Linked DNA regions of Homo sapiens: all the other regions are linked to region 1. The links are chromatin contacts, found by Hi-C or POLR2A ChIA-PET in ENCODE. All regions are on one chromosome and are shown on one strand. Each heading gives the region's core, a stretch centred on a gene start or an enhancer-like site at or near the end of the contact. The rest is flanking DNA. Distances are from core to core; before and after follow the strand shown.

Region 1 (3,015 bases), core at 1-2,500:
TGGGAGCACTGTGCAACTACATAGGTTGGACGCATATGCAGCTGGTCCTGCCTCTTGCACTTACGATTGCACACACTATTGTCTGCCAAATTGGGATGTATTCCTTTGGACTGCTATCCAGACCTTTATTCATTTTTTGAGCACCTACAATGTGCCAGGAATTGTGCTAGTGGTGGGGATTCCAGATAAGAGCGAGCATTCAATTCAATCATATCGGGTTTCTACTATATAACAGGTCTTGTTCTAGGTCCTGGGGATACAGCTCTGAACACATTAACACGGGGCAGAGACAAGGAATAAATGGGTTAAAGATCAGATAGTGACAGGTGCCCAACAAAAACTTAGCACAGGACGATGTGACACAGGGTGACTATTTGAAATGGGTTGTGGTGGGGGGTGCCGGAGATGATATTTGAGCTATGAGTTTAGTGAAAATAGTGGGCAGCCCTAGCTCCATGGGGGTGTGGGTGGGGAGGGTTATCTTAAGCTTGGGAAACAAGGCAAAATAAGGAAAGGGGGGAGAGAGAGACTATATACGGCAGAGTGAACACAGGTGGTAGCTAAGGGAAGGGATGAAATCATGGGACACCTCCAGGCAACAGCCTCCAGGGGCTAAACCATCGTCTTGGGTAAATGGATGGTTTGAGAGCAAAGGCGGGAGCAGCGAGTCCGGTGAGAAGGTCCTCACAGGAACCCAGGCTGGTGAGAAGGTCCTCACAGGAACCCAGGCTAGCGAAGCGGTGGCTCGGACTAGGGTGAAAGTAGCGGAGGTAACGCTGGGTGAGCCGCACCCGCGTCTCCCACGAGGTCCCCCCAGTGAGGTTAGCGGGTGCCGCGCCGAGCGCCAAGCTGAGGAGCCGCCCCCAGGGGCTGGCGCTAGTCTGCAGCGGCGCCGACGTGGCCGGCGCGATCCGCCACGCACGTGTCCGGCTCCAGGCCGGGGGCGGGGGCGCGCGGGGGTCTCCGGCTCCTCCCCGACTTCTGGGGCCCGGGCGCCAGCTGGCCCCGAGCCTCCAGTCCGCGGGTGCGAAGAACGGAGCAGATGGGTCGGGAACAAGGGAGCTGGGTCAAGGCGAGGAGGGGGCGGCCGGGCGCGCGCGCTCTGGCCTCGTGCACGCGCTGAAACCGGAGCGCGCAGGGCGCGCCAGGGTGAGGGGGACGGGGGCGGGGTGGGGGCAGCCCTTTCCCAGGCGGTAGCGGGGGCGGCGTCGCTGTTGCCCTTTTAAGCCGCGGGGCCGCCGCCTCCTGCCGCTGGAGTCGGTTACAAAGGAAGCGCCACCCAGGCCGCCACACGCCGAGGCTTCCGCGCCCCTCGCCATTTTCCAGCAGCGCTCGACGAGGCGGAGCCGCGAGAGCGCGGCCCAGGCCGGCCCCGCGGGGCGGTCGCGGCCGTGACGGCGGCTCCGGGCCCGGCTCCCCTTCCGCGCCCGGCTCCCCTTCCGCGCCCCTCCCGCCGGAGATGAGGGGAAGATGTCCGTGTCAGGGCTCAAGGCCGAGCTGAAGTTCCTGGCGTCCATCTTCGACAAGAACCACGAGCGATTCCGCATCGTCAGTTGGAAGCTGGACGAGCTGCACTGCCAGTTCCTGGTGCCGCAGCAGGGCAGCCCGCACTCGCTGCCGCCGCCACTCACGCTCCACTGCAACATCACGGTGAGGCGCCCGGCCGCGGCCCCGCGGGGCAGGGCGAGGACGGAGAGGGGGCGCTTCGAGTCCCGGGACAAAGGGGAGCCTGCCCCGGAGAGGCTCCGGCTCCCCGGGCGGGGCAGGCCCGCCCCTTTCCCCCGCGACTTGCCCATCCCAGGCCGGGCTGGGACTGCGCGAGGCTTGGGTGGGAGGAGGCGGAGGGCGCGTCTTTCCGGCTTCTCGCCAGGGGCTGGCTTGGGGGCTTCTGGCCCATCTCGGTCCCCGTCTCCTAGCCCCGAGGGGGGAGTCCGCGGCGGCCCAAGCCCTTGTGGGGTCCATGGCCGCCCTCAGCCGGCCTGCTCCCGGGACCGGGGCGGGGCGGGGCGGGGCGGCGCAGCTCCGGCTGTTGTTTGAGCCCAGGCCGGCAAGGGGAACGGCCCTTAAGTTTTAACGCCTCATTTTTCAGTCGGATTTTCCTTCTTCCCGCTTGTTCAGCCAATTGTTTTTAAGTTTGCGTTTAAGGAGAAACTGACAATGAGAATGGACTCGTTGACGGAGGAAAAGTTGGAATGCAGACTCTGGTGCTGTTTGAGCGACCCCTCTCCCCCGGGCCTGGCTGCGCGCTGCTGTGTTCTGGAAAGGAGCATAGTACCGTCGTTGCGGCAGGTGGTGTTGAGTGTGTATTCGTGTGGCCCCTCCCTTGTGTGTAAGCCTCGAAAATGGATAGGTGAAAGGAGATACGCGCCAGGGCTGCTCCCCGGAAAGATCACGTATGTCACAAAGCCGAAAAGACACTTTTAAAAACTCACTCATTAAGCGGAAATCTCATTAGAAACCCAAGGCTTGGTAAAGGAATTGAAGTATTAAGTTTCTCCATAAAAGTGTATCGTGAAGCTATTCGTCGTGAAATTGATGTAGGATATTGGTCCAAACTGCAGAATATTCTCTTGGTTATAATAGGCGTCAAGGTGGTGGCTTCGGGCTCCTTTTCAAACATGGCTAAAACCAAGTCTTGTTTTTAACTCCCTTTGGTTGAGTCAGTGGGTACTCAAGTGCCTGCAGGGTGGCTGGCGTTTGCAAAAACCTTGATGTTATAATTGACCTTAAAATGGTTACCAGACTATCTGGGCAGAAGGTGTGTTAATTTCAAAAAAAAAAAGACAAGTGCTGTACTGAGGAGATAATTCATTTATTGAATGAATACGTCTGAGTGTTCTGGGCACTAGTGTTGCAGAATTGAGTGAAGTCGTCCTCGCTCTCAGAACTCAGTCTTCTTGGGGGAAGAGTTCAATAAGGTGACAGCTCCTGTGGTATCATCAGGAAAGCCAAAGCAACTAATTTTGACTTGGGGGAGGTGCGCTTCAGGGAAGGCTTTGATGAGAGGCTGAGACA
Region 2 (3,015 bases), core at 175-2,674, 1.3 Mb before region 1:
AAAAATTAGCTGGCTTGGTGGCGCACACCTGTAATCCTAGCTACTCGAGAGGCTGAGGCAGTAGAATTGCTTGAACCCAGGAGGCGGAGGTTGCAGTGAGCTGAGGTTGCGCCACTGCACTCCAGCCTGGGCGACAGAGCAAGACTCCTTCTAAAAAAAAAAAGTGAAATAACAGTAATAACAGTTATGCTGTAATTCTATTTTTTTTGGGGGGGGGGAACAGTGTCTCTGTCACCCAGGCTGGAGTGCAGTGGCACAATCATGGCTCACTGCAACCTCCGCCTCTCCTGGGCTCAGGTGATCTCCCACCTCAGCCTTCCGAGTAGATGGGACCACAGGCATGCGCCAAAACGCCTCATTAAACTTTGTATTTTTTGTAGAGATGGGGTATCGCCTTGTTGCCCAGGCTGCTCTCCAACTACTGGGCCCAAGAGATTCGCCTGCCTCAGCCTTCCAAAGTGCTGAAATTACAGGCGTGAGCTACTGCATCAGGCCTATAATTCAAAAGTAGTCAAGCTGAGAGAATAGCAGGCTGTGGTTGAAAAGAGGGTTGTTCAAATTACTGAGTCGTGACGCGATAGCGTTTGGAGGGACAAGGTCCAGGTTTTAACTGGGATTGGGAGGCTGATATAAGGGTCGCTAAAGACGAGGCCCGATGTTGAATGGGTTGGCCACATAGGCTCTGAAATTATCAAAGATGGTCAGACGGGAGACAGACAAGGAGCTGGATACACAGATCGGCAGATTATCTCCAAACGGGGTGAAGTAGGTGACAGAGTCTAAGGGGAAGGGCTGAAGAAGCAAGTGTTTTTACAAGAGGTGACAGCACCTGGCACATAATCCCGACCTCTGCAAACTGAGACCTGAGAATACTAATTCATGTGAGAAAGTTTCAAGGGACGCAACATTCTCGGGACAGCCAGGTCTCTGTCCCAGGAAGGAGCGGAGAAGTTTAGAGACAAGCTGATCTAAACACGAGAACCTCTGAGGAAGACCGGCTTGAAGGCAGGAGATTGAGGAGGGGACCGAAGCGACGGCAAACCCTACACTCCTCTGCTCTTTAGTTACTTTCCTCCCAGCCAACCGCCCAAGCCACACCAACCTCCGCAATAGAAAACGCTCGGAGAACACGATCTCCCGCCCAGCTCTTTTCAACTCCCCGCGGAAGTGCTCACACCGGAACCCCTCTGTGTCCGCACTTTGCCATTGGCCGAGGCTTCCGCCCGCTTCCATTCGCTTCCTCCCACAACTCAGTCGGGCTGCGCGGTCCGTAGGAGTCACTTCCGCCTCGTCCCACCCCGCCCCCCGGTCCCTTTCTAGCAGCTTCCGGCTTCGGTCCCGCCCCGCCCCCTGTGGCCCCGCCCCGCCCCCGCCCCCGCCCCTGGCTGGCGGTCCAGCCCCGCGGCGCCGCTTCCGGTGCGGGCCCCGCCCCGGCTGTGGCCCCCGGCTGCGGAGGAGTCCGAGACGCAGCTGCCGCGCCGGGGCCTGAGCTGCCGCCTCCTCCGCCGCCCGAAAACCCGGAGTGCCCCGCACAGGTAAGTGGCCCGGGTCCGGGCTCCCTCAGGCATGGCGGGAGAGGAGGCTGCGACAGGTGGAGGGGCCGAGGCCAGGAGCCGAGGCAGGTGTAGAGAGAGAGGGGAATGCGCGAGTCGGGGGCGCGGGGACCGCGAAGGAAAGTGAGAGCGCCGCGGGAGCCCCGAGCGCCCTGTGCCCATTAGGGCATTTGAGATAAAGCGTTTGAGATAAAGCGATGAGAAGGGTGAGGGGCCCTGGAGCTGAGTGGGCGCGCAGATAGGTGGGGCGGGGGCCATCGGAAGAGCCAGCGGATTGGCTGGGAGGGTTGGTAGAGGTAAAAATGATAGGGCTGAATGGGGGGAGGTGAATAAAGAATGGGGGGAGGCGTGCAGGGGTGACCGGGAAGGTGGGCTGTGGGGCTTACAGGGGCCCGGGGCCAAAAGAATCCGGCAGCAAAAGCAGGGGAATGGTCAGCAGGCCGGGTTCAAAGCTGCAGGTAGTCCGTTGTACCCGGCTTGGTGGTCCGGGAACTTTAGGGGAAATGGGGGAGGGGCCCGTGTGAAGGGATGAAGAGGTTTAGATTTGAGACATAAGTTCTCCAAATGTAGGCAGGTGGCATTGTTTGGATCGCTGGCTGCTTAGGGACTGCGGGAAAATGGGCTCTTTGGGGGAGGGTGTGTGTATTGAGTTGTAGAACTGAGTCATCTCAGTCTTACTATAAGAGGCTGTGGGAGGGACACCTCCCCCTCTGCTGGGGACAGCATTCAGAGAAGATGGTGCCACAAGACAAGAAGCAGTTGTTCAGTGACTGGCAGGACTTGGTTGAGAAGTTATTCCGATCGTGATTGATTGACTGTAATGACTATGAGGACATTTAAAATGAACACCGAATTATTTGCTTTATTCTGTAATTTTCTTTGACCCAAATTGTTTTCATTTTAAATGAACACTTTTGCCAACTGAATTTAATGTGGATGTAAATCTTGTCATGCTTTTTTACACTGTAAGAAGAGCTAAAGCAGAATGAAAGTATTGCTGCAAGCGTAACTCACACTTTCTGAAGTGCCAAGAGAGGAAGTAAAGGCAGTAAGAGGCAAATTGGAATGCGAATCTTTCACAGAACACAAAAGGCACAAACAGGGCTATAAGATAAACAGAAAATGAGAATTTTTAATCTCTACTAATTGGCCTAGCTTTAAAAATTGTACCCTTTTTTACTCTAACCTGGAAAAAATCTTAAATCCAAGCAGTTTTTATTGCTGAAGATGTGATTACTTCTCCGTGAATTTTTGAAGATACTAAAGACACTTTGTTTTTTGTCTTTCGACCCAATCCTAAAACACTGGAACAATGCAGATATCAAGTCCCAACATGTGCAGTGCAGCTTCTTTCATGTGATGACAAAATTGTACGCCATGTTGCAAGTCCTGTTCACCTAAAATTGCCCTTGCATAGTAATCCATTCAGTTATGGAGACTTGCTGAAGAAACATAACTCAAG
Region 3 (3,015 bases), core at 238-2,737, 1.1 Mb before region 1:
TCCAAAGGGCTGGCTCCAGCTGGGAAACCGGCCTAAGGGTGCCCTGGGTCAGAGGGCCGACCTGTGGTTTTGGGGGCAACTCCTCCTGGCATCCGAGGCTCTTTAAAACAATCTGCAGCCACACTGTCTCCCAGCTCCGTCTCCCACAGGGCTGTTTGCCCTCTTCTCGCTCCCTCGGGCCTCTTCATGCTTATTTTGTGTTCCAAGACTTTGTCAGCATGCCCCACTTCCTCCCCCCCAACCCCAAGAGTGCCTCTTCCCTCTGTCCACCCAAGCCTGACCCTTGCTTCAGGGTCTAGTCCCTAGAAAGTCCCCCACCTTTACCTCCTCCCTACGCTGGAGTCTCTGGTCTCGCCCTCATCACTGTATCCCCATTCTGTTCCCCGGTCTCACCCTCATCACTGCATCCCCATTCTGTTCCCCCGCCACCCTGCACTCTCCCACCCCTGTCATGCCTGAGCACGCTGTCCTCTCCTGTGGCTCAGAGCAGGTCATCTCCCTGCTTTTCGTTAACAGTGATGTAACAGCCCTTGCTTAACGGAGGGCTCCTCACGTGCCAGCTACTGCATACTAAGCACTTTAAACGTATTAACTCATTTCCTCCCCTCCCCACAAAAACTTAAGAAGTCGGTGCCATTATATATCACCTATTTTACCAAATGGGGAAACTAAAGCACAGAGAGGTTAAGTAACTTGCCCAAGGTCACAGAGCTGCTGACAACTTCTTTATTGCCTCCAGGCTGAACATAAACTCCAAGAAAGTCCCATGAGGCTCTTTGGATCTCTTTTGCCCCTGTTGTTTGCAGGAACCCATCTCCCACCACTCTCCCCCACCCACACTGCAAGCGGCAGCCGCCTGAGCTATATTTAGATCCCAGAAGCCACCAAGCTCCCTCCGCACTCCCCGCCCTTGTGCATGCTGTTCCCTCTGCCTGGTCCCGGCTCTGTGAGGTGTGAGGTCTCCCCGTTAGCCCTAGTTTTCTTTCTGCCTCCTGGGAACCGTGTCCACCACCTCTCCACTTTGATCAATTATTTCCTTGCCGTTGTCTGTCGGCCTGTCAGCCTACCCCCACCCGACCGAGAACGCCTTGACGGTAGTGAAATGGTCTTGCCAATAGACTCCAGAGCAGGCTCCGCCACGATGTCAGCGCCAGGAAATGTTGGTGAATGAATGAATGAAGGCTTTCTGCTGCGAATCAGGCCCACTCTCCACAAACAGACCTGAGGAGAGGGGCCCAGGCCCGGCCCCCAGCGCTTCTGCAGCGGGAAAGCTGCGTCCAGAGAAGGCTGGGAGGTTGCTCCCAGGCCGGCTGAGGAGAGACCCTCGGAGCCTTCAACGCAGCCAGGCGGCAAGTGGGGGCAGGGCGTGGGCGCGGACACACCCCCCGCAGTGCCCCCGGCGCCCGGCAGGGGGCGCCGCCCCGCCGGCCCACGCCCCGCCGCGCGCCGGGCAGGCCCCCTCGCGCAGGCGCGCTGCCGCGGGCGGAGGATCCGGGCCGCGCTTCCTCTCGCCAGGCCTGCGAGCTTCCTCCCAGCGGAGCCCTGGGCGAGCCGAGGTTGGCCGCCGCCGCCGCCGAGCCCGCTGCCGCCCTCCCGCTCCTGCCCCACCCGCGCCTTGCCCGGGGGCTTCTGCCGGGGTGGGGTCCGAGCCGGGCGACCGCCCGGCTGCGCCGCCGTCGGGGCCGTAACCCGGCCCGCCGTCCCTCCCGCCCCAGCCAGCCTCTGGCCGCCGGAGCCCGCGGGGCGTGGAGCGCGAGGAGCCCCGCGGCCCCGATCGAGCGTCCGGGGCGGCCCCCGGCAGCCAGCGCGACGTTCCAAAATCGAACCTCAGTGGCGGCGCTCGGAAGCGGAACTCTGCCGGGGCCGCGCCGGCTACATTGTTTCCTCCCCCCGACTCCCTCCCGCCCCCTTCCCCCGCCTTTCTTCCCTCCGCGACCCGGGCCGTGCGTCCGTCCCCCTGCCTCTGCCTGGCGGTCCCTCCTCCCCTCTCCTTGCACCCATACCTCTTTGTACCGCACCCCCTGGGGACCCCTGCGCCCCTCCCCTCCCCCCTGACCGCATGGACCGTCCCGCAGGCCGCTGATGCCGCCCGCGGCGAGGTGGCCCGGACCGCAGTGCCCCAAGAGAGGTGAGTGCCTGGCCGTCCCGGAGTGTCCCCTGGAGGGAAGAGGGTGGAGGTCGCGCGTCTAGTCTCTGTTGCTGCCACTGTCGCGTCCACTCCCATTCCCCTCTTCTCCCACTTCTCCCTTCTCTCCTTTACTCCCTTGCACGGGTTCGAATTCTCCCAGGAGCCACTGTCAGAACCCAAATTGGAAGGGAGTGCATGAGGGAGGTACTGCCCTGCAGCTCCACGGACTCGTCTTCTCGGGTCATCCCGAGTCCCCCCCTCTGTGGAGCTCAGAGTAGGAGGTGGCTGGAGTCTGGAGGAAGAGGATCCGTATGGGCCAGGTCCCTAGAGAGAGTGCTGGACTCCCCTGCCCTTCCCTGTACAGGGCCTCCCCGCAGGTGCCCTGGCTTGCTTGGTTCTGACCCCTCCCTCATTACCCCACCATGACCCTGCGGGCTGCAAGCAAGCCCAGGGCCCAGCCACCTCGGGTGAGCAGTTAGAAGCCCAGGTCCTAGGACTGAGCCTGTCACCCTTGGCCTCTCAGAAGACCAGGCCTAAGCCAAGGGATCTTTGGGTGGGAAACTGGGCAGGCCTTCTGCCCGGGGGGAGGTAACGGAGCATTAGCACCATGCCCCCACCTTCTGGCACCCTGGGCAGCCCATTCTCCTAGGCTCTTTGTGGCCCAGACCAGGTGTCAGGAAGGGGTGTGTCCAGCCAGCAGATTTTTTGGAGCTTAACTACCAGTTCACTTCCCCGCCCATTTTGTACACCCGGGAACCGAGGCTCAAAGGGAGAAGTTGCTACCCCAGGCCTCTAGTGGAGTTAGGCTGGCTGTCCTTTCATCCCCAGCTATACAGGGCTGGATGGCTGTGGGTGGAAGGAAACCAGGCAGGCACCTTCACCCACTG

Evidence for each region. Hi-C counts contacts between places; a loop is a spot of excess contacts on that map. ChIA-PET counts read pairs that join two places held with the same protein, here RNA polymerase II (POLR2A). Pooled maps may share reads with other maps.
Region 2: a map of CD8-positive, alpha-beta T cell shows a loop between it and region 1 (20-fold over the local background). The contact joins the promoter of ARID3B here to the promoter of UBE2Q2 in region 1. A Hi-C loop is called at or near these places in 1 of 168 maps with a recorded cell type or tissue (CD8-positive, alpha-beta T cell) and 10 of 50 pooled maps. POLR2A ChIA-PET finds 5 or more read pairs at or near these places in 2 of 52 experiments (OCI-LY7 and naive thymus-derived CD4-positive, alpha-beta T cell).
Region 3: a loop to region 1 is called in a map with no recorded cell type, with 3 times the contacts of the local background. The contact joins the promoter of CSK here to the promoter of UBE2Q2 in region 1. A Hi-C loop is called at or near these places in 2 of 37 single-sample maps with no recorded cell type and 5 of 50 pooled maps.

Annotation. Positions count from the first base shown.
Region 1 is chr15:75,842,197-75,845,211 of GRCh38, forward strand. It overlaps UBE2Q2 (ubiquitin conjugating enzyme E2 Q2), which reads left to right and starts at 1,251. Exons shown (of 13, transcript NM_173469.4): 1 at 1,251-1,650. The coding sequence starts at 1,471. RefSeq lists silencers at 832-1,011, 1,052-1,191, 1,332-1,411, 1,662-2,061 and an enhancer at 1,333-2,230.
Region 2 is chr15:74,539,796-74,542,810 of GRCh38, forward strand. It overlaps ARID3B (AT-rich interaction domain 3B), which reads left to right and starts at 1,425. Exons shown (of 9, transcript NM_006465.4): 1 at 1,425-1,535. LOC124903528 (a long non-coding RNA gene) reads right to left here and starts at 1,293. Exons shown (of 2, transcript XR_007064719.1): 1 at 1,103-1,293. RefSeq lists enhancers at 681-810, 745-1,286, 861-1,010, 2,361-2,420 and silencers at 1,311-1,670, 2,187-2,371.
Region 3 is chr15:74,780,593-74,783,607 of GRCh38, forward strand. CSK (C-terminal Src kinase) reads left to right here and starts at 1,488. Exons shown (of 13, transcript NM_004383.3): 1 at 1,488-2,128. RefSeq lists enhancers at 938-1,057, 1,078-1,147, 2,190-2,765 and silencers at 1,368-1,587, 1,698-1,957.